Regions from separate parts of the Homo sapiens genome. Here region 1 is linked to region 2. A link is a loop called in an ENCODE intact Hi-C map of the cell type or tissue named here. Cell type or tissue: mammary epithelial cell. All regions are shown on one strand. Links, peaks and the distances in the headings refer to the core of each region. The heading gives the core; the rest is flanking DNA. Region 1 overlaps MALRD1 (MAM and LDL receptor class A domain containing 1). Region 2 overlaps NEBL (nebulette).

What was found. A loop is a pair of places that touch in the nucleus more often than their neighbours do. Peaks named below come from ENCODE experiments on the same cell type or tissue, not always from the same donor. Only the 100,000 strongest peaks of a DNase experiment are listed, where the experiment ranks them.
Region 1: a loop joins it to region 2, with 5 times the contacts of the local background. A loop is called at or near these places in 3 of 110 quality-filtered maps.

What each region holds. Positions count from the first base shown.
Region 1 is chr10:19,618,344-19,630,784 of GRCh38, reverse strand. The region is part of intron 36 of MALRD1 (MAM and LDL receptor class A domain containing 1); the gene reads right to left. Among named protein-coding and RNA genes, the nearest start is that of MALRD1-AS1, 100 kb to the left of the region's middle. In mammary epithelial cell, for the core only: no CTCF peak of the experiment used is centred there; no DNase peak of the experiment used is centred there.
Region 2 is chr10:20,833,147-20,845,587 of GRCh38, reverse strand. NEBL (nebulette) reads left to right here. Exons shown (of 28, transcript NM_006393.3): 12 at 220-330; 13 at 4,739-4,849; 14 at 9,965-10,075. Among named protein-coding and RNA genes, the nearest start is that of NEBL, 58 kb to the left of the region's middle. In mammary epithelial cell, for the core only: no CTCF peak of the experiment used is centred there; a DNase peak (open chromatin) is centred at 6,257; H3K27ac peaks cover 332 bases.

The DNA of each region.
Region 1 (12,441 bases), core at 1,574-9,573, 1.2 Mb after region 2:
TATATGCTTATAAATACATATTTATATCTATAAAATACCTTTCACTTATTCTTTTTATGTACATAATTTGTGTTCTCTTGACACCATAAAATCCATAAACAATAGCAAAAGACAATACATCATAACTTACATTGCTATGGAGAAAATTCTTATAATATCATTTTTAATTTCAACAAATGGAAAAGAATAATATATGCAAAGCCTTATTCTCATTACTAAAGTCTTTATTCAAACTAAACACACTCTCATTCTAACACTCTAACAGGAAAATATTGCTTTTTGGTTTTTATCTACAGAATGAAAAATGTAATTCTTAGAAAATGTTCTTATTCCAAACTTAGAATTCCCCCTATATATTTAGAAAGCATGCTACCTTAGTCCTCAAAATTGTTAGATGGTGGTAGCACTAAAACGAAAAGACTTACTATGAAGTGATATTATATGTTTTCATTCTGGATGCCCAAACAATAAATTTGAAAGAGATGTATTTTTGAATTCAATACCAACGTGTATGTTTATATAACCATATATAAAAACTCTAACCACTGATCATGAATAGTCATAATTTAACCTTAAACTTAGGAACATAAACCAGTTTCATTATCTCCTTCTTTTCCCTGATGGACATAAGGAAAATAAGTCTTTTTCTGAAAAATACAAAGGGATTTCCTACATGGCAGAATTACAGACAGCAGATTAGGGCAACAGCAAACATAAACTAGTTCTTTCAGAGGATAAGAAAAGTCCCAAGGGGGTTTCAAAATTAAAATGCATTGAACTACTTAGATCTGTCAACATTTCTCTACTAAGAGGGATAAGTTCAAAAAGTTCTACCTCATTTGCTAGATTCTGCTTCTGTAAGGCAGAGATCAGCCACCTAGCAACAGCACAAAAGCTTCTACTCTGACATAGTTAAACTCATGCTGGCTGAGCAGGAAGAAAAGCTGTGTAGGATCAGAGCAGAGCTGGATGGCCAGCCGTTCCAGGGCCACTGGGGAGGCCTGATTGGGGAAATTGTGAAATTCAGTCTGAGGAATAACTTTTTTGTCAGCATTCTTAGAAGCTCCAGTCTCTCGAGCGCCACCACTGAGCTGTGTCTCTTGCTTCCATTCAGTAGAGTGCGTTGGCCACATGCACACACATCACACACAGCAAAGAAAGAAGAGGTGTCATTTTCAACCAACGGCTACCCCATGAAGCTTGGCCGTGCACATACTAGGAAAACTGATAAAGTGAAAACTGTGTAGAAACATTTTCCTATGCAGCTACTTTAGGATGGGTGATGGAGTGAGCTTTTTGAATCTCCTGATTCTTACACTCTAGACAGCTATTTCTTGTTCTCTCTTTTAAAGCAAGTCCTCTGGCATTAGATACTGCCTCACAAATAACCCACCACTCCTCTCGGAGGACAGAAATATCTACTTAACAGTCAGGTCATACCAGAGATCTTGGAAAATATCTGGATCACAAATCCCTGTCAGCAATGACCAGCGAACAGAATCTGGGCCATGCCTTTCCTTAGAGGATGCCCTCCCTGGATGAGTCAACAGGTCATTCATTTGGAAGGCACCAACTGTGAATGCTTACAGCTATCATCAGGAGCCTAAAAACCATTTAATAGCTAAGTGTACAAACATATCACGAGGCTTGCTTTTTGGGAAGGGGTGCAGACAGGGGAAATTAGGTATCACTGTGCTTTTCATTTTTGTGACTCTGTTAGCATATGTGATTGGAGTACAATCCAGCTCTGCAAATTAGGCAGGGAAGAAGGCTTGGTGAGCTGGGCGAGAGCAGTTTGTTGCTTCACCTTCAATCACATTCCTGGTCTGTCTTGCTTACTTGGCTCTGCAGGAGGCAGAAAGTGTGTAATGCTTTCTGACAACACGGAAAGAAAAACTGAGGGACGGGCACATTCATCCGCAGGACACTTTGTTAGAAGCAGCCAACTGACTCTGCCTTTTACTGTAACATATGTTAGTATTTTTAAAAATATAAAAACTCTTTTTTCCTTTGTTTCTTACCTGAAAAATTAGCAACATATGTTTTCAAAAATCTTTTTAATGCTTTTTTAAGTTATAAAAAGCAGTACCTGGTAAAATAAAAATGCAAAAATTCAAGTATGAAATCTCTCTTTCCCCCAAGCCAATCTTCTACAGAGCTCACTAACTATTCTTAACAGTTTGATGTGTAACTCACCAGTTTCCTTTTTTTCTTTTTCATACACAGTTACACATTTTCTCCCTCTCCAAATAGGATCTTAATATACATATTATTCTGGCATTTGCATTTTCACCTAACAATATGGATACTTTTCTATGTCAGGATTTATATCTTCTATTTTAAAAAAGTGTTACATACTATTCCATGACACTATTTGGAACATTTAACTGTGTTTTCAATATGGTGCTATTGCAAAATGCTGAGGCCAATATGTTTGTGTTTATATTTCTTGTTAATATGTTAGTAGGCTACATTCCTAGGATTGGGATTGTTGAATTAAGGAACGTGTATATTAAAACATTGAATGAATATTGCCACTTTATTTTTCCAAAAGTTGTATTTTTCTCCATGTTGTATATTTAGAAAAGCTATAGTCCCACAAGCTATATATAAAAGGGACAGTGTTTCTATAGTCTCATAAATAATGGATATTACCAAAAAATGTTTTGTCACTTTAATAGGTAAAAACAGGATATCAACGACTTACTTTGCACTTATTTATTCATTAGTGCATTTATGCATTAGTGCAATGTGTGTTGACCATTTATTTTCCTTTTTCTGTAAATAATGTTTGTCTAGTTTATCTGTTACATAATTTTGTTTTGAATTTTTTTCAGATGTGTGTTGACCATTTATTTTCCTTTTTCTGTAAATAATGTGTGTCTAGTTTATCTGTTACATAATTTTTATTGTTTGAGTATATATTATGACTAATCCCTAGCTGTTGTGTATCCTGTATATTTTCCTCCTGGCCTGGCCTATTATTGTTTTTTCTTCCTTTTTTCCTTTTTTTTTTTTTTTTTTTAGACAGTCTTGCTCTGTCGCCCAGGCTGGAGTGCAGTGGTGGAATATCGGCTCACTGCGAAACCTCTGCCCACCGTGTTCAAGTGATTCTCCTACTCCAGCTTCCCGTGTAGCTGGGATTACAGGAACCTGCCACCACGCCTGGTTAATTTTTTGTATTTTTTTGTAATTGTATTTTTATATTTTTAGAAGAGATGGGGTTTCATCATGTTGGCCAGGCTAGTCTTGCACCTGACCTCAGGTAATCCACTCTACCTGGCCTCCCAAAGTGCTGGGATTACAGGTGTGAGCCACCGCACGTGGCCCTGTTATTGTTTTTTTGTTGCTTTTTTGTTTGTTTGTTGTTTTTTTCTTAATTTTGTTTATGGTGTCTTTTACCACACTGAATACTTTTAAGCATCATCCATGTGATCAAGTTTTCGAATCTGTTTATCTTTTATTTTACAGCTGCTTACTAAGCTTAGAAAAGACCCTCATACTTCAAGATTTTAAACTATTCTTGTATGCTATTTTCCCAAAGAAATTTTATGCTTTTCCCCTATATATATTTTTAATAATTCTGAAGTTAATTCCTGTGTGTTATGTCAATAATAATTTACATTTTAAATTAATGGCTAACCAATTATCTTAATATCAATTATTACATATTCCAACTCATCCATTCTCATTAACTTGAAAACCACCTATTTTATACTAATTTTAGGTAACCACGTTAAGCTATTTGTAGACTTTTTATTCTTTTCCAAGTGTCTATTTGTCTATTCCTGTTCCAGCTTCATAATATTTATTACAATGACTTTATAGCAAGCTGTATTGTCAAGTATTGTAAATACCATTTCATAATTTTGGCTTTAAGTTTTATTTATTTTTCCAACTGAACATTAAAATCCAACTGCCTATTTCAAAATCAAACAAAAATCTAAATTATTAACTAGATTTAATTAGCCAATGTAATTAATTGGCTAATGGTCATTTGTGCAATATTGAAAATCACTAACTCTAGAAAGTGGTTTGTTCATTTTTTTTTTTTCTATCCATTTATTTAGGTCTTCTGTGAGGGTCCTTCATTTGTGCTTTTCAGCACTCTTTATGTGGGTGATGTGCATGTACTATTCAGTATAGGCCTCTATATATTATAATAATTGCTGCTGTTTCAGAATGGAGCCCTTTTCCAATTATCTAGTTTAATTATTGTTACTACTGGTGAAAAGGAAATTCATCTAGTCTTTTATATTTATCTTATGTCCATCTATCTCGCTGAACCCTGTTTTCAATCTAATAGTATTGCAGTACATTTGTGTGGATTTCCTAGGCTGTCAATATCTGCAAAAATATTTGTTTCTTCTTTTTCAATATGTTTAGCTTCTACTTATTTTGGCTTGTACCTTTGGCTAAAACCCCGTGAGCAAATAGAATAATCCAAGGCCTGGCAGACCTCCCTGACTTAAAAAAAAAAAAAAAAAAAATCTTGATTTTAAGGGAAAATGCCTTCAGTTTTTTGACAGAAAAAATATTGAAATTTTTTGAAGGGAGAGACTACAGTTTTGACTTTTAGATTTCTCCTATGTCCACCAACGTATTCAACTTTTATGCCTATTCTTGGGCCAATTTTAGTAATTTATGTTTCTCTACAAAATTGTCTTTTCCATAAGTTAGATTTGAAAATAATGCACCACCCTGCATGGTCTCTTAAGCTTATTACCTAAAAGATATCTAAATATTCTCCACTTTAAATTGACTTTTTGAAACTTTGGAATGATTTTTCTTTGCAAAACAGTCCAGTGTTATTATGAGGATTTTTGTTAGTCCTTAGCACTTGAGTACTATGTTATATTTGAAAAAAATAACAGCAGAGGCCATGGTCTTAAATTTTGATAATTTGTTCTGTATTCCACCTAGTAAAGAATGATTGTTGGTTGCTACGGAGATGATTTAGCTGATGTTAAATATGCAATTGGCAAACAGATTACTAGTGGCTCCCACTTAGATACACAATTTTTAAAAAACATTCTTCAGTAAAGAAAACAACTATTAATGATATATTTCAGCAAGTGCAGTACCCCCTTTTAATTCACAGCTTCATCATGGCAGAGAAGGTGAGTTTTAAACAAATGTACATTTTCATCTTCGGCCTTAGAGAGAGCTTAGGTCATTTTTTTAAGTCATGGAGTTAGTTAGCAGTGGAGCTCATATCCAAACCCGGGTCTGCCTGTTTTTAGAATCATATCTCTTTCCTTTTTCGTACACTGCACTGCACACAGGATATGATCTGTATGCTTATGGGTTCAGGGAATGTTCTAGAGAGGATATTCTACATTAACTGGGAAGTAAAGGATAAATCTGGAGTTTTTCAGTTAGTCAAGGTGGGGAAGCGTAAAATAGGCAAAAGCAACCATATGAATTTTCATAGGAACAAAACTGCACAGTGTGTTAAAAAAAAGGAAACAGCCAAATGCAAATAAAGTTAAGTTTTAGATTTCCTTTAAGGCATTTTATTCAAATTTGTCCTCATAGTATCATGGAACTCTAGAATCATAAGCCGTCTAGTCAGATCTTCAAAGAGGCAACATCCACAAGGGTTGAGCATAGATCGTGGCCAAAGAACTAGGTTTGAATCTGGACTCTAGCTCTGTTTTATTTTTTGTCTCTGGGAAAAGTACTTAATTTCACCATGTCTCATGTCTCTCTCTCTCTCTCTCTTTTTAAAATAGGCTCTCGTTCAGTCACACAAGCTAAAGTGCAGTATTGCGATCATAGCTCACTACAGCCTGGGCTCAAGCAATCCTCCCACTTCTGCCTCTGAAGTGCTAGGATTACAGGTGTGAGCCACTGTGCTCAGCCTCATCTAAATGTTCCCGATCTTTTTTTTTTTTTTTTTTTTTCCTTTTTTGAGATAGTCTCCCTCTGTCACCCAGGCTGGAGTGTGGAGTGCAGTGGTGCGATCTCAGCTCACTTCAACCTCCACCTCCCAGGTTCAGGTGATTCTCCTGCCTTAGCCTCCAGGGCAGCTAAAATTACAGGCATGTGCCATCACCCCCGGCTAATTTTTGTATTTTTAGTAGAGATGGGGTTTCACTATGTTGGCCAGGCTGGTCTTGAACTCCTGATCTCAAGTGATCCACCTGCCCTGACCTCCCAAAGTGCTGGGATTATAGGTGTGAGCCACCATGCCTGGCCTAAATGCTCCTCATCTTAACTGCTAAATTACACATACTATTATCTGCTCCACAGGTTTATGTCATGACCATAGGCATGTCAAACACATGACATGTAATTATCAACAATAACACACTTTTTAGGTTATTTTAAAATTTGAGTCAAATGAAAGAAAGCTACAGAACAGTTTCAGTGATAACTATATATTTTTTCATTTTACTTTAGCTTTCCCCAGAAAATAACTTTTCTATACCTGGCCCAAGGAATGCTTCTTAACTGTTCTATGTTCCTTTGCATTCCATTGTATGGTTGTATCATATAACAGATTATTCATCCATGGGCATTTAGGATGTTTCCAATATTTTGAAATTATAAAAGCAACAGAGTGAGTAGCCTTATGGACATGTATTTTCACAGTGTTAGAACGGTGCCTACAGAATAAATTCTATAAATGGAATTGTTAGGTCCCAAAGTGAATGAATATGTAGTTTTGTGAGAGATTACCAAATTCACCTCCATGAGAATTACACCAATTCGCATTAGCAATTAGCAAAGTGTGTGTTTCTTCATATCTTTCCTATCAGAATATGTTGCTTATTCAAGAGGTGAGAAATGACATCTTAACATTGTTTTAATTTGCTTTTTTAAATAAATGAATCTTTTTTTCATATATTTATGCATTGTGATGGTTAATTTTATGTTTTAACTGAGCTAAGGGATGCCCAGATAGCTGGTAAAATATTATTTCTGAGTGTCTGTGAGGATGTTTCCAGAAGAGATTAGCATTTTAATCAGTAGACTGGGTAAAAAAGATTCACCTTCACTAATGAGGGGAGGCTTCATGCAACCTACTGAGAGCCCAAATAGAATAAAAAGGTGAAGGGAGAGGGAAGTGGTTCCTTCTTGAGATGGGACAACCATCTTGCTGCTGTTAGACATCAGAGGTCTTGGTTGTCAGTCTTGGGAGTTTGGATGTACACCAGCCATCCCCAGTTCTCAGGCCTACAGCCTTGGACTGGGAGTTAAAGCACTGGCTTCTCTGGTTCTTAGTTCTTCAAACTGGGATTGAATTACATCACTGTATTTCCTGGTTCTTCAATTTGCAGATGGCATGTTGTGGGATTTCCCAGCCTCCATAACTACAGGAACCAATTCTCATCATAAATCTTTGCTTATATATCTATACATATCCTATTGGTTCTGGTTCTCTGGAGAACACTGATAAATAGCAGCATCATTCTCTATATTTTAAAATGAATTTTTTATCTCTTTCTTCTCTGTGACATTCGGGCTTTCCCTGTATATTAAAATAGTTCTTTGTGTATTAGGGATATTTGTACTTTTTCTGATACATGCAACATAAGTATTTTCTCTCAGATTGCCATTTATCTTTTGATATTGCTTTTGGTGGTATTTTTTGTCATTAAAAAACGTTGTTAAAAATAAATTTTTATGTAATTAACTTTATCTGTCTTCAAATGCAATTGCATTTGAGTCATTGAAAAAAAGCTTTTTCCTACATTCATAATATAGAGAAATTTACTGCTTATTTCTATAGTGTGTATGGTTTCACTTCGAACTCTGATTTAAGTGAAGATTATCTTTGTGTATATATAGTGTGAGGTATGGTTCTAATTTTACCCTTTTCCAAATACTTACTAGTTGCCCCAATACTCCCTTTTAAAAAGTTCATCTTTGTCCAGAAATTTGAGATGCCATCTTTTATCATTTACTAAATTTTCATATGTACTTGGATACATTTTTTAACTTTCTACTCTGCTAGTCTGAAATGTCAAATTTTCTATTCAGATGCCTGTATAATACAGTTTAATAATAAGAGCTTTATTCTATTGATATTGGTAGGTTCAGTACTACTGAGCTACAAAGCTCAGTAGTACTCATATTCTCATAGCTTCTCATAGCTACTCAGATTCTCATAGTTTGTTTTTTTTTTTTTCAGTGTTTTACTAGCTATTGTTCCACTCATTTCTCCATACGAATGCAATATCTAATTGTTTACCCCTATGAAAACCTTGTAGGTCTTTTTGTTGAGATTGTGTTAAACTTATAGAATTATCTAGGGAGAAGTAACACCTTTACGATGTTGAGTCAACTATCCAGGAAAGGAAATGTTTTTCCACTTGTTTAAGTTCTTCTGGATTGTTTTTATTATACAGATTTGCTTTTATTTTATTAAATGTATTTCTAATATTTTCTCTTTTTGTTGTCAATGTGAATAGAGTTTTTTCATTTTTTCCTTTTAATAGTTTTGTCTATGTATGTAGACTATTAATCTAAGAATACTAATTTTATATCCTCCAAACCTACTTAGTAAATTGTTTTTATTGTTTGAATTAACTTTTATCAATTCTCTAGGGTTTTTCATGTATACCATCATGATAACTTCTTTTCTGATTCTTAATAATTTTTTTTTCTTATTGGTGACTACCTCCAGTACAATATGAAATATCAGTGAAACTAGTGGTTATACTTGCTTTGTTTCTAATTTTAATGGAAGTGCTTTTTATGGTTTTCTCTTAAGGAAGGTGCTAAATTTAGGAATAGGGAATATAGACTTTACCATACTTAAAAAAATCCATCAATTTACATTTTCCATAGTGCCTCTTTTTAAAATATAAAGAATAGATGTTAAATTTTTTCAAAGACTTTTTCACAACTCTGGAGACAATCACGAGTTTTCTTTGTTTCTTTGTTTTCAGAAGTCTAATGCCAACCAAATTCTTTGTCCTCTTGTGTTATTTGGTTCTTTTCCTAGAGGCCATGAAAAATTTTTTTCCGTTTCTTAAAGTTTAATATTTTTACCACGATATACATTAGAGTTTTTGGTTTTGTGTTAAAAATTTCAGGTACTTGCTGACTTTTTCAGTATGTAAATTCAGGTCTCTTTTCATTTTTTGAAAAAAGTTTACTTGAATTATAGTTTAAATGTTAGTTCTGTTCTACTATTTCATTTTCCTCTTTAGGGACTCCAATCATATGCATGTTCTTTTTCTTCCACTTGAACTACTTTCTCTTTGATTCTCCTTATTTTATCTCATTTCCATTTCCTTACTTTTGCACCTTTGTTAAAAATTTCTGAATACATTTACATTTGAATATATCATCCTTTGAAAATGATAATTTAATCTTTACTTTTTCAATTTCATTTTTTCCTGGGTTCAACCAATTCAGTTAATCCAGCCAATTCATTTCCTTGGGTTCAATTGATTCTTACTTTTTTTTTTTTTTTTTTACATATTTTTACACTTAGACTTTAAAATTTTAAATTAAAGTGTTGCATGTATTTGTTTTCAAATATCCCCAATTATATGTTTTATAAATAATATTTAATTTAACTTGGAATTGGAGTTCAAGGTCTTGATGTATTTTATTTTTTACACCATGTTTCTTTGTTGTTTTTTGGGTGGGGAGGGGAAGTGTTCTAACTGAATTTTATTTTTAACAAAGGCCTTGTATGAATGAAAATTTCATTTGTCTCTTCATTTGATGAAATTTGAGATAGTTTACAAGATTTCTAATTTAAGAGCACCCTCTTCTGTCATTGTAGTAAAATGGAATTACTTTAATAGATGACTTTTTTTTTTTTTGGTAGTTGCTCTATCCTATAAACTGGAGAGAAATTTCTTTTTAGTATGATGAACACATCATATGCTTACTCAATAGTTCTTGTTGCACACATAGAAAATCCCCCACTAATTCTTTTTTGAATGGTAGTTTGGGTTATGGTGAGGTCATTTTCTCATATTTCAATACATTTCAAGAATATATTTCAATGTATTGATGCTTTTCTTTGAAATTTCAGGACTTTACATTCACTCATCATTTATTTTGTGAGCACATATTGAAATAACTCTTGCAATCTCAGTTATACATTAGGGATGGGTCATGAAAATGTATTGAAGACATGATCTTTATTTTCTTGGCCCACGGTCTTCAAAATTTTTGCCCATGAACTCTCCAAAGGAGTTTTTGAAAAATTTCATAGTCCCTTTAATTTTAAGTCAAAATTAATGTTTTTCAGGTTAACATTAATCAATTGCAAAAGATACAATTTCCAGGTTACTGTAAATGAAACTGACATCACTCTCTTAAATGTAGACATCGAAAATGTAATTACAATGGTGACTGAATATGCGTCATCTTTCAATACAAAATACCTAAAAGTTTTTAACGGTTAGACGTTTGAATTGGGAGCTAAACATCAAATATACTTGGACACAAAGAAGGGAACAACAAACACTGAGGCCTACTTGAGAGTGGAGGGTGGGAGGACGGTGAGGATAAAACTACTACCTATTGGGTACTATGCTTATTATCTGGGTGATGAAATAATCTGTACACCACACCTCTGAGACAACAAACCTACACATGTACCTGTGAGCCTAAAATAAAAGTTAATAAATAAGTAAAAAAAATTTTAAATGTACCTCTCCTCCTTAAACTAACACTTTGATTTCTCTTCTTGACATATTTTATCCTAATCTATTTCATACTTTAAGGTCTTTGATTATATTATTAATCTTTTTCTGCCACAAAATATAAACAATATATTATTATTATTATTTATTATTATTATTGAGACAGGAACTTACTCTGTCACTCAGTCTGGCACGATCACGACTCATTGCAGCCTCTACCTCCCAGGCTCAATCAATCCTCCTGCCTCAGTCTCCCAAAGTACTGAGACTATGAGGGTGAGGGTGAGCCACTGAACCTGGCCTTTATTTCGATGAAATGCTTTTTATTAACCATGACATTTTTAAGTTGTCACATTTGTCAGATAGTAATTTAGTTTTGATATCTTGAACAAATTATCAGATCAGAAATATAAATTCTTGCAAAAGATAAATAAGAATTAATAGCTAGAAAAACTTGCAATGCAATGATGTCAGTATATAATGTTACACTTTACAATAGATGTTTCTTTCAGAAAAGCAACTGATCTGTTGTGCTATTATTTATTCCTTTCTTTCCTCTTTTGTGTTAGTTTTAAACATTTTTCATTCCTGTTTCATTAATTTATATCATGTGTAATTTGTAAGAAGTCAGCATATTTTATGTTTTTTCAATGACCATAATTGTTGGAGGTATCCTTAAAAATAAAAACTAGTAAAAAGTTGGGCAAAACAAATTCTGATCATCATAAATAACAGAATTTTACTGGAAATGCATTTTTTAGATAGCTAGGGCTGATTTTCAACAGGTCGTTTTGTAAAACTAACACTTACAAAATATTGTGGAAAGGGAAGCAAAAGAGGAGAGGAGCCAGAAGGAGGAAAAAGCGACCCTCCCTGGCTGGGCTGGAATCGGCTTCCCAGAAAAAAACATCACCTATGTTGGATCTAAAGGATGAAAAGGCATCCTCTGGGCAAATAGGTTAACAAACAGAAAGTTCTAGACAGAAGGATCAGTTTATCCAAAGCTTGGAGAAATAGAAGAACATGAGCTGTCCAGAAAACTGGTCTTTTAGAACACGTGAAATTCGTGATGGCTAGGAGATAACCAAATAAAATCTGAATGAGATCTGGCGTCGTGTCAGTGGTTAAATCTAAGAATGCGGAGTCTGGTCTGCTGGTAAGCTGTATTCGAAGTCTACAGATTTTATTCACAGGTCCAAGGCTAGGCAAGATTAGAGAGTGAGCGAGTGTAGACAAACAGAAGAGAAACTGCAAGCATCGTCTAACGTCCCAATATTTAGACAACAGGAAAGAAAAAGAATGGGTGAAGGAGAGTGACAGGCATGGGCAGTGATATCCCAGAAATCAGGTAATGAGAAAGAGCAATCCACTGTAAACACTGCCAAGACGAAAAGGTGAAAAGTAAAGATTATCACTTTATTGTAAATTACAGGTTAAAGTGCCTTTTTAATACAAGGGGTTTCAAATTTACAAGAAGAAAACAAACAACCCCATTGAAAAGTGAGCAAAAGACATGAAAAGACATTTTTTGAAAGAAGACACACATGCTGCCAATAAGCATATGAAAAAAAGCCCAACATCACTGATCATTAGAGGAATGGAAGTCAAAACCATAGTGACATACCATCTCACACCAGTCAAAATGGCTATTATTGAAAAGTCAAAAAATATCAGATGCTAGCAAGGTTGTGGAGAAAAAGGAACACTTATATACTGTTGGTGAAAGTGTAAATTACTTCAACCATTGTCAAAGCAGTGCGGTGATTCCTCAAAGAGCTAAAAACAGAACTACCATTGGACCCAGCAATCCCATTACTGGGTA
Region 2 (12,441 bases), core at 2,605-10,604:
ATTTACCAGAGGAAGAGTCCACTTAATAATTCTCCTTTGTTTGGTAGAATTCTAAAATTTATGACAAAGTTGAACTTATTTCCCTGTTGATAGGATGACCCTCAGGTGGTAGAACTACCTAAGAAAACATCATTTTTGTTCTGGGAACTCTTGTTCAAATCTCTTTTCAATGGTCACTGATATTTGCTAACTTTAAAATTATGTGGTCTTATTTAACAGAAAGTTTACAAAGAGGATTTTGAGAAGGAGATTAAAGGAAGGTCATCACTGGATTTAGACAAGACTCCAGAATTTTTACATGTAAAGTACATCACCAACCTTCTGAGGGAGGTACGATCTTGGTGTTTATTATTAAATATTATGAAGAAAAGTAAAGAAAAAACCCAGGAAATGTTTACCTAATTCTCTACTAATTCAGTGTTTCAGATATTAAGGCATTACTCTTTTTTTTCACTTTGATCTTCACTAATAAAGTGTTGCATTTTCATTAGAAACAAGAAAGTGTGTGTTAACATTTCCCATTAAAGTTGCGAGAAGAAATTACCCAGATTTCCTGGGAAAACTTGAAAAACAGCCTAGTTTTTTGTTTTAGTTGTAGCTCAGAAGCTCTATAAATAGTTTTATAGCTTTATAGCAGTTTTTAAAAAAATGTTTTGAATATGGGTGGAGAGAGCTTGATTCTTTCAAATTTAGTTATTATAAAAACATTTTAGAACCAACTTTTCCTGTCGCTTTCCTGCAGCAAATGTCTCTAAAGGAAGGAGGAAAAAGACCAGAGTTCTCTCCCTTTCTTGACATTTGATATCAGAAATAAGATGCTCACATGTGAAGGTCTGGATAAATGCTACATTACTTATAAGTAGTTTGTGTTCTAAGTAGGGAAAAATAATATATTTAACATATAGAATAGAGGAACTCATGTCCACTTTTCATTTTATTCTCTGCAAAAATTTCCCCAAAAACATAATGGTGCACTTTTTGCTCACAAGTAATATATTAAATTTTCTTAATATTAAGACCTTAAAACTAAAAATATCATGTCTATAGTCCACCTTTAAAAGCTTTTTTTTTTTTATGTTTTTTAAATGGTCAAAAAGTAGCTCATAGCTTTTCCAAATCTGCTTATATACTCTTTATATTAAGGGAAAGTGTTCCCTAAGTATAAATGTAGTATATCATGTAATATTTGTATATATATCTTATACACAATATAATATATATTTTATGATATATAAACGGAATGTATATTACATACATACATATGAAATTTCATTTCATTTTGAATTTTTGAACTGAGGAAACTATTCCTGAAGGAAATCTCTTAGACCAGTGAAATAAATTTGAGATTAATTGCCTATAGGAGCACATCATCATGAACTTCTTTAATAAGCAAATGCTAACTGGTCATACCGTTTAACTGGTTTTAGAAATTTAATGTGATTCAGTGTTGTAATATGTAATGTGCTGAAATAGACATGTAATTTCTATAAGAGTTCTCTTGCTGCACTATCTTTTCTCACTTCTAGTTCCTAGTAAAAATTTTTGAAGTTGAAGGCTAAGCAAATGGCAACTTCCTAGAGAGTAGAGCTGTGGGTATTAGAGGCTAGGACACAGTGGCAGGAGGAGAGGATGGGGAGAGGTTGGTTAATCGATACAAAGGAATGAGCTCTGGTGTTCTGCAGCACCGTAAGGTGAATATGGTTAACTATAATTGATTGGATGTTTTTAATAAGCTAGAAGAGAGGATTTTGAGTGTTCACAACACAAAGAAATGATACATGTTTGAGGTGATGGATATGCTAATTACCCTGATGGGATCATAATATGTTGTGTACACATATTAAAATATCACTCTGTATCCCATAAATATGTACAATTATGTGTCAACTAAAAATAAAAGGAAAAAAGAGAAATAGTTGGCCATAAGGCTTTTTGGAAGAAAAATGTTTAATAATTATTTTTAAAACAATTTCAAATAATGGCAACTTCCTACTACTGTTGTCTTCCATTTAAAAATACACTATTTATGTTAATTTTTTAAAGGAGAATCTTTTTTTAATCACTTATATACAAATGGCAATGTGAAGTCTATTTTGAGATTCATAAATGACTTTACTATGTGCCATTGCCTTTTTCTTTTATTCCTGTTTTGGAGTGAGTCTTAATTTATTAATTCAGAATACATGCATCAGGGTAGGAAAGGGCTCAGAACACTGTATTGTATTGGTCTGTTCTGGCTGCTATAACAAAATACCACAGACTAAGTGGCTTAACCAACAGACTTTTCTCAAAGTTCTGGAGACTGGGAAGTCCAAGATCAAGGTGCTGGCAGATTTGATTCTTAGCGAGGGCCCTCTTACCGGCTTGCAGACACCTTTGTACTGTGACTTCAGTAGAGGGATAGAACTGTGGTGCTTTTCCTCCTTCCTTTAGAGATATTAATCTTATCAAGGGAGTCCCACTCTCACAATCCCATCTAACCCTAATCACCTCCCAAAGGTCCCACCTTCAAGTACGGTCACAATGGGGGCTAGGGCTTCAACATACGGGTTTTGGTGGGACAGAAACATTTAGTTCATAACGACTATGATGCCAGGTGAAATAAGCCAGGCACTGAAAGACAAATCCTGCATATTCTCACTTTTATGTGGAATCTAAAATACTTGAACTCCTAGAAGCAGAAAGTAGAATGGTGGTTACAGAGGCTGGAGGGTGGGAGGAATGGCAAGGTGATAGTCAAAGAGTTCAAAATCTCTAAACGGGAGGAATACTTTTTTTGAGATCTAGTGCACAGTGTGGTGAAGATAGTATATAGTGCACTTCAAAATTGCTAAGAGTAAATTTCAAATGTTCTCGCCACGAAAAAGTAAATATTTGAGGTAATGGATATATTATTTAGATTGATTTAATTATTCCACATTGTATTCATAAATTATGGCAATTCTGTACCCCATAAATATATGCAACCATAAATTGTCAACTTCCAATAAGAATTTTTTAAAAATTAACTTAAAAAATAGTTATAGCTTGTCTAATTTGAAAAAGAGGACTTTTGGTGACTTAATTAAATTATTACTTCCCTTTGTAAGTGTAAGCATTTAGCTTCAAATGAACTTTGCATTTTTTACTTTGTGGTTTTTACATTGACATTGCATTAGAGTGTTCAAAGTATCATTTTATACTTCATTTCCTATGATCCCCCCATTGCCCTTTGACATTACTAGAACAAGTATTTTTATTTTCATTTCACCAAGGTGGAAATCAAGGTTGAGTTACTTAAAAGTACTCCCGAAGGTCACACCACGAAATAAATGAAAGAGGTCTGACTTTCACTCGGGTCATTTGACTCAGATCATTCCAAAATTATAAAACAGTCCATTCCAATGTCTAGTAAGCTATTAGTTGAGCAGAGGACAGGCTAATTTAATTATAATGGATGAAGGGAAAGTAACATGAAATGAACCCTAGAATTAACTGGAACCTGATTTCTTATCAATAAAGGAAATTTCATCTTTCATCTGGCAAGTTAATCATAAATGCAACTTAGTTGAATAGGAATAAGATATTTATGATTTTCATACGCAATTAAGTAAGAAAACAAGCAACTCATTAGCAGAGAAAAATAAGTTGTATGTAAGTATTCATAGAAGGCATTTGGATCTACTTAAAATATGACATTCAAATGGGTGAAATTCAAACTATTATTAATGTGTAGAAAATGTTTTGGTTTTCCAATTCTTTAAATTGCATGGAGACAGCCTTCCAAAAGCAAAGCCAATAGAGAAAACAGAACCAAGAGATGAAGAAAGAGAGACATCATGTGAATTCCAACTGGACAATAACTCAATCTTTGGATTTTCTATTCCATGAGTGATTGCATCTCCTTTTTGGTCTACCCTAGTTTGAGTTGGGTTTCTGTCATTTGCAACCTAGGAGTCACCATCACCATCATCATCGCTATCATCATCATCATCATCGTGAGCCATAGATTCCATCATCTATGCACATTTCATTATCTATGGATGATTCCATTCATCATCATGAATGTTGAGCCATAGATTCCATCAGAGATAGTAAAGGGGGCCTTGAAATATTCTGAGGCTTGTAAAAGGGTAAAGTAAATACCTAAAGTAATTGTGATGGATAGTGCTTGAAGTATCTGCTTTCAAGTACCATCTATCAGGCTGTGGTGAGCCCAAGTAATTGAAACTCCTAATAGCTTACTAGACATTGGAATGGGCTGCTTATAATTTTGGAATGACCTGAGTCAAATGAAAGTGGTTTCTGCTCACTTTTTAAACTTTAAAAAAAACCTTTGGCTACATCACTCCTTTTGATTTTGTAATTTTCCATTCTTTTGCAACCATGTTCTTTTTTGGTAATGCATGTTTTATAGAACTTTCAAAAATAGTTTTAACAATTAATAAGGAACACGTGTTCTTAAGATCTTCCTCACCATTGAAAGAGAAGATGTCTTTAAAAAAAATCCACTATGGTACCAAAACATATTGACAGAAAGTATGAAAAGGAAAAGGCTGAAAATATTGGAAGCCACTCTGAACTTGGTAGAGGGGAAAATGAAGTGTCTGTAGGAAAAAAGCATGAATACTTAGCTGTGTGATTCATTCCTTCCTAGTAATATTTTCTCATTTCTGTGATCTCTAGAAAACATGTAGAATAGCACACTGAATAAAGTGATTCCTGCTAAGTTTTGAACTGTGATATTCTTGTCTCATAGAAAGAATATAAAAAAGATTTGGAAAATGAGATAAAAGGGAAAGGAATGGAACTTAATTCAGAAGTTCTTGATATCCAAAGAGCAAAGCGAGCCTCTGAAATGGCAAGTGAGGTGAGTATGTTTATTTAACACCTTAGATGAATATGTTTTTAGCTGACTTTCTTATTTGTCAATCTTTCTCAAAGGTTCTATACATCTATAACTTTTATATGTAAGTGATTGTAAACAGCTATATCCTTGTAGTCTTTTCTTGGACTATTAATTTTTTTTAAAATCCCCTTTCTATGTGATGTGAAAAAAATGGCCGTTTCCCCACTTTGGAGAAAATCCATATAATAAACGAAAATAGTTTAATGAGATTTAACTTCATCTTTTAAGCAGGTAAAAGGCAGATGATTGGGAAGGTATGTTATTATGGTCCATCAGTAACTGCAGGTAGAAAGTTCACATGCTTTGCCACTCATAACCCAACTGACTCTCCCAGTCTTGCCCTGGGCTGCTGTTTGAACCTTATTCAGCCTCTTTATCAAATGAAAGTGGTTTCTGCTCACTTTTCATGCACTTTATAAGGAGAACTGAAATGTCTCTGAAGTGTTTTCAGTCCTGTAATCCTTGTATTATGTCATTACTTTGGGTCATATGGTGTCACTGTGCTTTTAAGAGACTTTGGCTGAATTTAGCAGTGAAAGAGCTTAAAGCCTTGTCCCCATATTTTGAAACTCTGATGATAATGATGATGATGATAGCGATGACGATGGTGATGGTGACTCTTAGGTTACAAATGACAGAAACCCAACTCAAACTAGGGTAGGCATCAAAGGAGATGTCTTCACTCATGGAATAGAAAATCCGAAGATTGAGTTACTGTCAAGGTAGAATTCAGATGATGTCTCTCTTCCTCCATCTCTTGGTTCTGTTATCTTCACTATTGGCTTTGCTTCTGGAAGGCTGTCTCCATGCAATGAACCCACTTAATAAAAGGATAACTCATATCTATGGCCAGTAATCCCAATGGGAAGTGAACATCCCTTTTTATAGTTCCAATCAAAGTCTTAGGTTTGAATCTCCTTGGATTAATCTCTATCCTGTGCTTACACCTGGCATAATCATTGTGTCTGGGATTGGGGGAGTAGAATGTGCTGATTATCCTCTCATGGTCACCCATTTGTTGAGGTAGTTTAACAGTGTCTTATAGAAAACATTCTAAATTTTTATGTGTTTAAAACATGACCTTAATCTCAGCTATATTCACATTCTTTAAATAAAGGAAACATTTAAAAGGCACTTTAGTAGAATTAAAAATATATGTGGGGACTAGGGAGGTGATGGAAATCAATCCTTCCCAAGGGTATGGATTGAGAGAACTTAGAGGTCATTTCCCAAAAGGAAATCATGGAGCTTTTTGCCAGAAGGAGGAGGAATGGATGCTGGTCAGCCATAAACAACACGTGCCCCTGGTGAGGTCTGTGGCTAACATTGTCATCACATTAACCCTACATTAGTCATTTTCTGCAAATTCTTCTGTTGCCGTGACATGTCCAATCCACATGCAGAGATTGTCTTGTAATTACTTGTCAGTAGCATGTGTAAAAGTTGTTTTATTCTCTCAATGGCAAAGTACAGACAGATGCAGTTGAATGGCAGGATGGCGGCAGGAGCAGCATTAATTAGGCCTTATTAGGAGAAGGAAGAACCGGCCTAGGAGAATAAGATTGAAAAACTGGAAGAAGGTGTCAGGTGTTGATCATCTCCTCTGTGCTATGCACTGTCATTGATCCTCACAATGGATCCTACATGGAGGTACAGACACACTGTGGAGATACTATGGGTTCGGTTCCAGACCACTCTAATAAAGCAAATATCACAATAAAGTGATTCGCATGAACTTTTTGGTTTCTCCATACATATACATGTTATGTTTATACCATACTGTAGTCTAAGAAGTATGCAATAGGCTTATGTTCAAAATACATCCATATCTTAATTTAAAGTACTTTATTTATAATAGTGCTAATGATCATCTGATCCTTCAGCAAGTGGTAATCTTTTCACTGGCGGAGGGTCTTGTCTCTATATTGATGGCTGCCGACTGATCAGGATGGTGGCTGCTGAAGGTTGGGTTGACTGTGGCCATTCCTTAAAATAAGATGACAATGAAGTTTGCCACATTAATTGCCTCTTCCTCTCATGAAAGATTTCTCTGTAGCATGTGATGTTGTTGATATATTTTACCCACAGTAGAACTTTCAAGATTAGAGACCAACCTCTCAAACCCATTGCTGCTTTAATGACAAAGTTTTTGTAGTATCCTAAATCTTTTGTTGTTATTTCAATAATGATCACAGCATCTTCACAAGGATTTGATCTTCAGAAACCACATTCTTTGCTTGTCCATTGGAAGCAACTCCTTATCCATTCAAGTTTGATTATGAGATGGCAGCAGTTCAGTCACATTTTCAAGTTCCACTTCTAATTCTAGTTCTCTTGCTATTTCCACTGCATCTGCAGTTGCTTCCTCCACTGAAGTCTTGAACCCCTCAAAGTCATCCATGAGAGTTGAAATCAACTTCTTCCAAACTTCTATTAATGTTGATATTTTGTACTTCTCTCATGAATCACTAATCTTCTTAATGGCATGTAGAGTGGTGAATCTTTTTCAGAAGGTTTTCAATTTACTTTGCCCAGATTCATCAGAGGAATCACCATCTATGACAGGTATAGCCCTATGAAATGTATTTCTTAAATAATAAGCCTTGAAAGTAAAAATTTTCCTTGATCCATGGGCTGCAGAATGGATGTTGAGTAGCAGGCTCGAAAACATGAATATCCTTATACATTTCTATCAGAACTGTTTGGTGACCAGGTGCATTGTAACTGAACATTAATATTTTCAAGGAGTCTTTCTTTTATGAACATTAGGTTTTGGCAGTGGGCTTCAAATATTCAGTAAACCATACTTTAAACAAATGTGCTGTCATCCAGGCTTTGTTATTCCATTTATAAAGCATAGGCAGAGTAGATTTAGCATAATTCTTAAAGACCCTAGGATTTCCAGAATGGTAAATGAGCATTGGCTGCAACTTAAAGTCAGCAGCTGTGTTAGACCCTAATAAGAGTCAGCTTGTCCTTTGAAGAATTGAAGCAGACATTGACTTCTCCTCACTAGCTATGGAAGTCCTAGATGGCATCTTTTTCCAATAGAAGGCTGGTTTGTCTGCATCAAAAATCTGTTGTTTAGTGTAGCTACCTTCATTAATTATCTTAGCTAGATCTTCTGGGTGACTTGCTGTGGCTTCTCCATCAGCACTTGCTGCTTCACCTTGCACTTTCATATGATGGAGATGGCTTCTTTCCTTAAACCTCATGAACCAACCTCTGCTAGTTTCCAACTTTTCTTGTGCAGCTTCTTCACCTCTCTCAGCCTTCACAGAAATGAGGAGGGTTAGGGCCTTGTTCTGGATTAGGTTTGGTTTAAGGGGATGTTGTGTCTGGAATGTTTTGTCTGGTTTGACCTATTCAGACCACTAAAACTTTCTCTATATCAGCAATAGGGTTGTTTCACATTCTTATAATTCATGTGTTCACTGGGGTAGCACTGTTAATTTCCTTCAAGAACTTTTCCTTGGCATTCACAACTCGAATAACTGTTTGGCACAAGAGTCCTAGCTTTGGGCCTGTGTTGGCTTTTGACATCCTTTCCTCACTAAGCTCAGTCATTTCTAGCTTTTGACTTAAAGCACGTCTCTTCTGTTTACTTGACCATCTAGGGGCCATTGTAGGGTTACTAATCGGCCCAATTTCAATATTGTTTTGACTTAGGGAATAGGGAAGCCCAAAGAGAGGGAAAGAGATAGAGGAACGGCTGATCAGTGGAGCAGCCAGAACACACACAACATTTCTCGATTAAGTTCACTGACTTATAGGGGTGCATTTGGTGGCATCTCCCAACAATTACAATAGTGTTGCAGGACTTCTTCTTGGTTCAGCTAAAGACAGGGTCCTTGTCCCATGGCCATGAAAATTTAGGCTTGCAGAGAGTTTGAAGGGTGAGTAAAGCAGAGTTTTATTGGGTGTAAAGGAAGAAAAGGGGGAAACAGGGACTCTCTGCAAGGCCAGAGTCCCTGCTAGAGTGCTTCCCACCTCACAGTTTGAATCCCAGGTTCCACACAGGAATAGGAGAGGCCAGGCTCCTCCCTCTTGCAAACTGCCGGAACTTCTGTGGCTCCACCCCAGCGCATGCTCTTCCCAGTGCACAGGCCAGTTGGAGTTTTGCCAGTGACCCCCTCCTATCTGTCTGTCTCAATAGTAACATCAAAGATCACTGATTGGCCAGATGCGGTGGCTCACACCTGTAATCCCAGCATTTTGGGAGGCCGAGGTGGGTGGATCACCTGAGGTCAGGAGTTCGTGACCGGCCTGGCCAACGTGGTGAAACCTGGTCTCTACTAAAAATACAAAAATTAGCTGGATGTGGTGGCGCATGCCTGTAGTCCCAGCTATTCGGGAGGCTGAGGCTGGAGAATCGCTTGAACCCAGGAGGCACAAGTTGCAGTGAGCCGAGATCACGCCACTGCACTCCAGCCTGCGCGAGAGAGCAAGACTCTGTCAAAACAAAAAAATCACTGATCACAAAGCACCATAACAGTTTGAAATATTGTATTACCAAAATGTGACACCGAGACACCATGTAAGCACATACTGTTGGAAAAATAGCACCGATAGGCTTGCTTGACAAGCAGAGTTGCCACAAACCTTCAGTTTGTAAAAAAAAATGCAATATCTACAAAGCACAATAAAAATGAGGTATGCTTGCATTACTACCTTCATTTTGCAGATGAGTAAACTGGAAAGGTTAAGAATTCTCAGTGTCATACAGCTGGTGAATGCTCTGGCTTCTAAGTTCATCTGTTTTGTACAACAGCAGCTCATTTACACCCACCTCCCTATCCTCCAGCCCCAAAGAAAATTGTCAGTGAAGATTTTCACATGGCAATTGCCTTTGTATACTAAACATTTTTGGAGCTTTGCATGCCCTTCTTCAGTGAGAATGAGATTATCATTCTAAGCAGTTCAGAAGTTAGTTGTGAGTGATCATTCATAGTACTCAAGGAGCTTTGTTACCTCTTTTGTAAAATATGTCTAACTATTTTTTTTTTAGTATCATTGACTGCAGATGCATGTTTGCCCACTGAGTGTTTGAATGTTGTAAAATGTTGTCTTTTGCAGAAAGAATACAAGAAAGACCTGGAGTCAATAATTAAAGGGAAAGGAATGCAAGCTGGCACTGACACCCTTGAAATGCAGCATGCCAAGAAGGCTGCAGAGATAGCGAGTGAGGTTAGTAGGGTGCGTGATGCAGGCCTTAAGACTCATATTTTGGAACCTAACAAATCGTATTAGCAACTTGATTACTATATGGAATTTCTCAAAGCATTGCAGCTGGTTTAACAGTTTGGAATGGAGACTATTCCGAAGCATTATGCCAGTTTGAAAAATTACAGTTTTTGCTTTGCTCATATCCTTCCAATATATCAAGAAAGCTTGGTGGAAGGCATTTTAATTGAACAGACACACATGCACACATGCACTCCCCTGCACACCTTATTTCAGAATACAACAGATTTAATGGTAATCTAGGCTATGATAAATGTTTTCATGGTATTTTTTAATGGATCATGTGCTGCTTGGCATATCTGTATTTCCAAATTTCTGAGCAGAACTTCATATATGGACACTTTACATGAGAACAATAGTCATTCCTGTCTGATTGCATGTTCTTAAAATAGCCTTTGTTGACATGATCAGCACGCATGAAATTTCTACACAGTCAGCATTTTGGATGGAGGTCTGATATAACCTGAACGACCATGTTCATTCATCTGATAACACCAGTTTTTTCTTCATGGGATACAGGATATTGATTTAGAAGTTTTGTCTTAAATTCTGTGACAGGCTGGGTATCACATCACAAGGTTGTAGGAGTCAGACCATATGCATATTTTTCAAAGGAAATACCCTAGAACTTTCTCTACACCTCTTGAACTTCCCCAGAAAATCTGAGAATATAAAAGGATCACTGGAGTAAAGAAGCTTTGGGATGTGATGATTTTATAAAAAGTGTATGTGAAGAAAAAATCGGGGTGCAGGTGAAGGGGTCCTGTTCACTTATCTCAAGGTTGGTTAGGTGGGGGCTTCAGTGGAGTATCCTGAGACCTGTTGTGTGATCTTTGCACTTAGGAAGAGCTGACTCAGGACTGACACCTTACAGGAAATCTGGAAGGCCAGAGGTAGCTGCTTAGCTGCTAGGGAAGTTACTGTTGTTTTGAAAATGACTGACATCCCCAGAGTTAGGCACTGGCCAGGGAAATGGGATTGCCATGATTGAATAAGACAAAGGAAGTGGAGATGGTATAGGTTTCCTGATCAATAAGTGTTCCATTTTGAAGTGGTGGCCAGGGGTGGACGGCCAGGAGCATGAGGAACTTGAAAACCTGCTTTATCCCTTTCCTACTTCTGTTCTCGTCCTGAGAGATAGTCATTGTTATAAGTTTGTTATGGAACCTTCCAAATCTATTTTGTGTTTATATAGATAAACATACACATGTACACACAGCGACTTAAAAAAATCTTAAATGGGGTCAGACCCCATTTAAGTGGTTGATTGTTTTCTCACTTTATATTAAGGATTTTTTTCCATGTTCCTTCATATAGGTCTACCTCATTCTTATAGAAAAATTAAGTGTTCTGTAACATGGATGTGAATATGTGACCATTTATCTTTTGTTGTCTGCAAGGGAAATGTATAATGGGATCTCAACGTTACAGGCCAAAACTAGAATCCCTAATTTTCCCCTAGGTTAGCTTTCCCCAATCTTCAAATGGCGCCAACCAAAGCATAGAAGTCACTTTGATTCCTGTCATCAGCATACTTTATTGATGCCACCCCCATAGTGGTGGTCTAAATCCATCTTTCTTGCCACCCTAGTCCTAAGCCACTATCTCTATCCTCTAGATCATTGCCATAGCTTCCTAACCAGAATTCTGCTATTATTGCCTTCCTAGTAGACATTCTTTTTTTCTTTTTTTTTTTTTTTGAGACGGAGTCTCGCTCTGTCGCCCAGGCTGGAGTGCAGTGGTGCAATCTCGGCTCACTGCAAGCTCTGCCTCCAGGGTCCTAGTAGACATTCTTAACCCAGCAGGAGAAGAATCCTTGAGGCAATTAAATGAAATTTTGTTACTCTCCTCACATGCAATTCTTTAATGGTTTCCAGTCACATCCAGTGTAAATTGATTCACGTGGCTCTGGTGAAGTCTCCACTCTCAGGCTGAGAATCTTAGTCAATAAAAACCCCCCAAATAATAATAATAAAAATCTCATTTGCATATAATCATAGTCATGTCCCATTTTGCCTAAATGACAGGCTCAGATCATTTTCAACCAATGTTCGGGACTTTGCCATAGTTTATTTTTAATATCAAAAGTTTATTTTTCAAATAAAGTCAATGGATCTTATTGTGACACAAATGACCCTCAAGAGTCAAGCCTTCCCATATCTCTGGGCTTGACCATGTGACTTTCTTTAGCCAATGAGACATCAGCAAATGTGACTCAGACTATAAACACACTTCTGCATTAGGGTTTGCCCTCTTGGAATGTAGATGCCGCCATGTTGTTTTAAACCTGCTAAGTTTTGGTGTGTTTT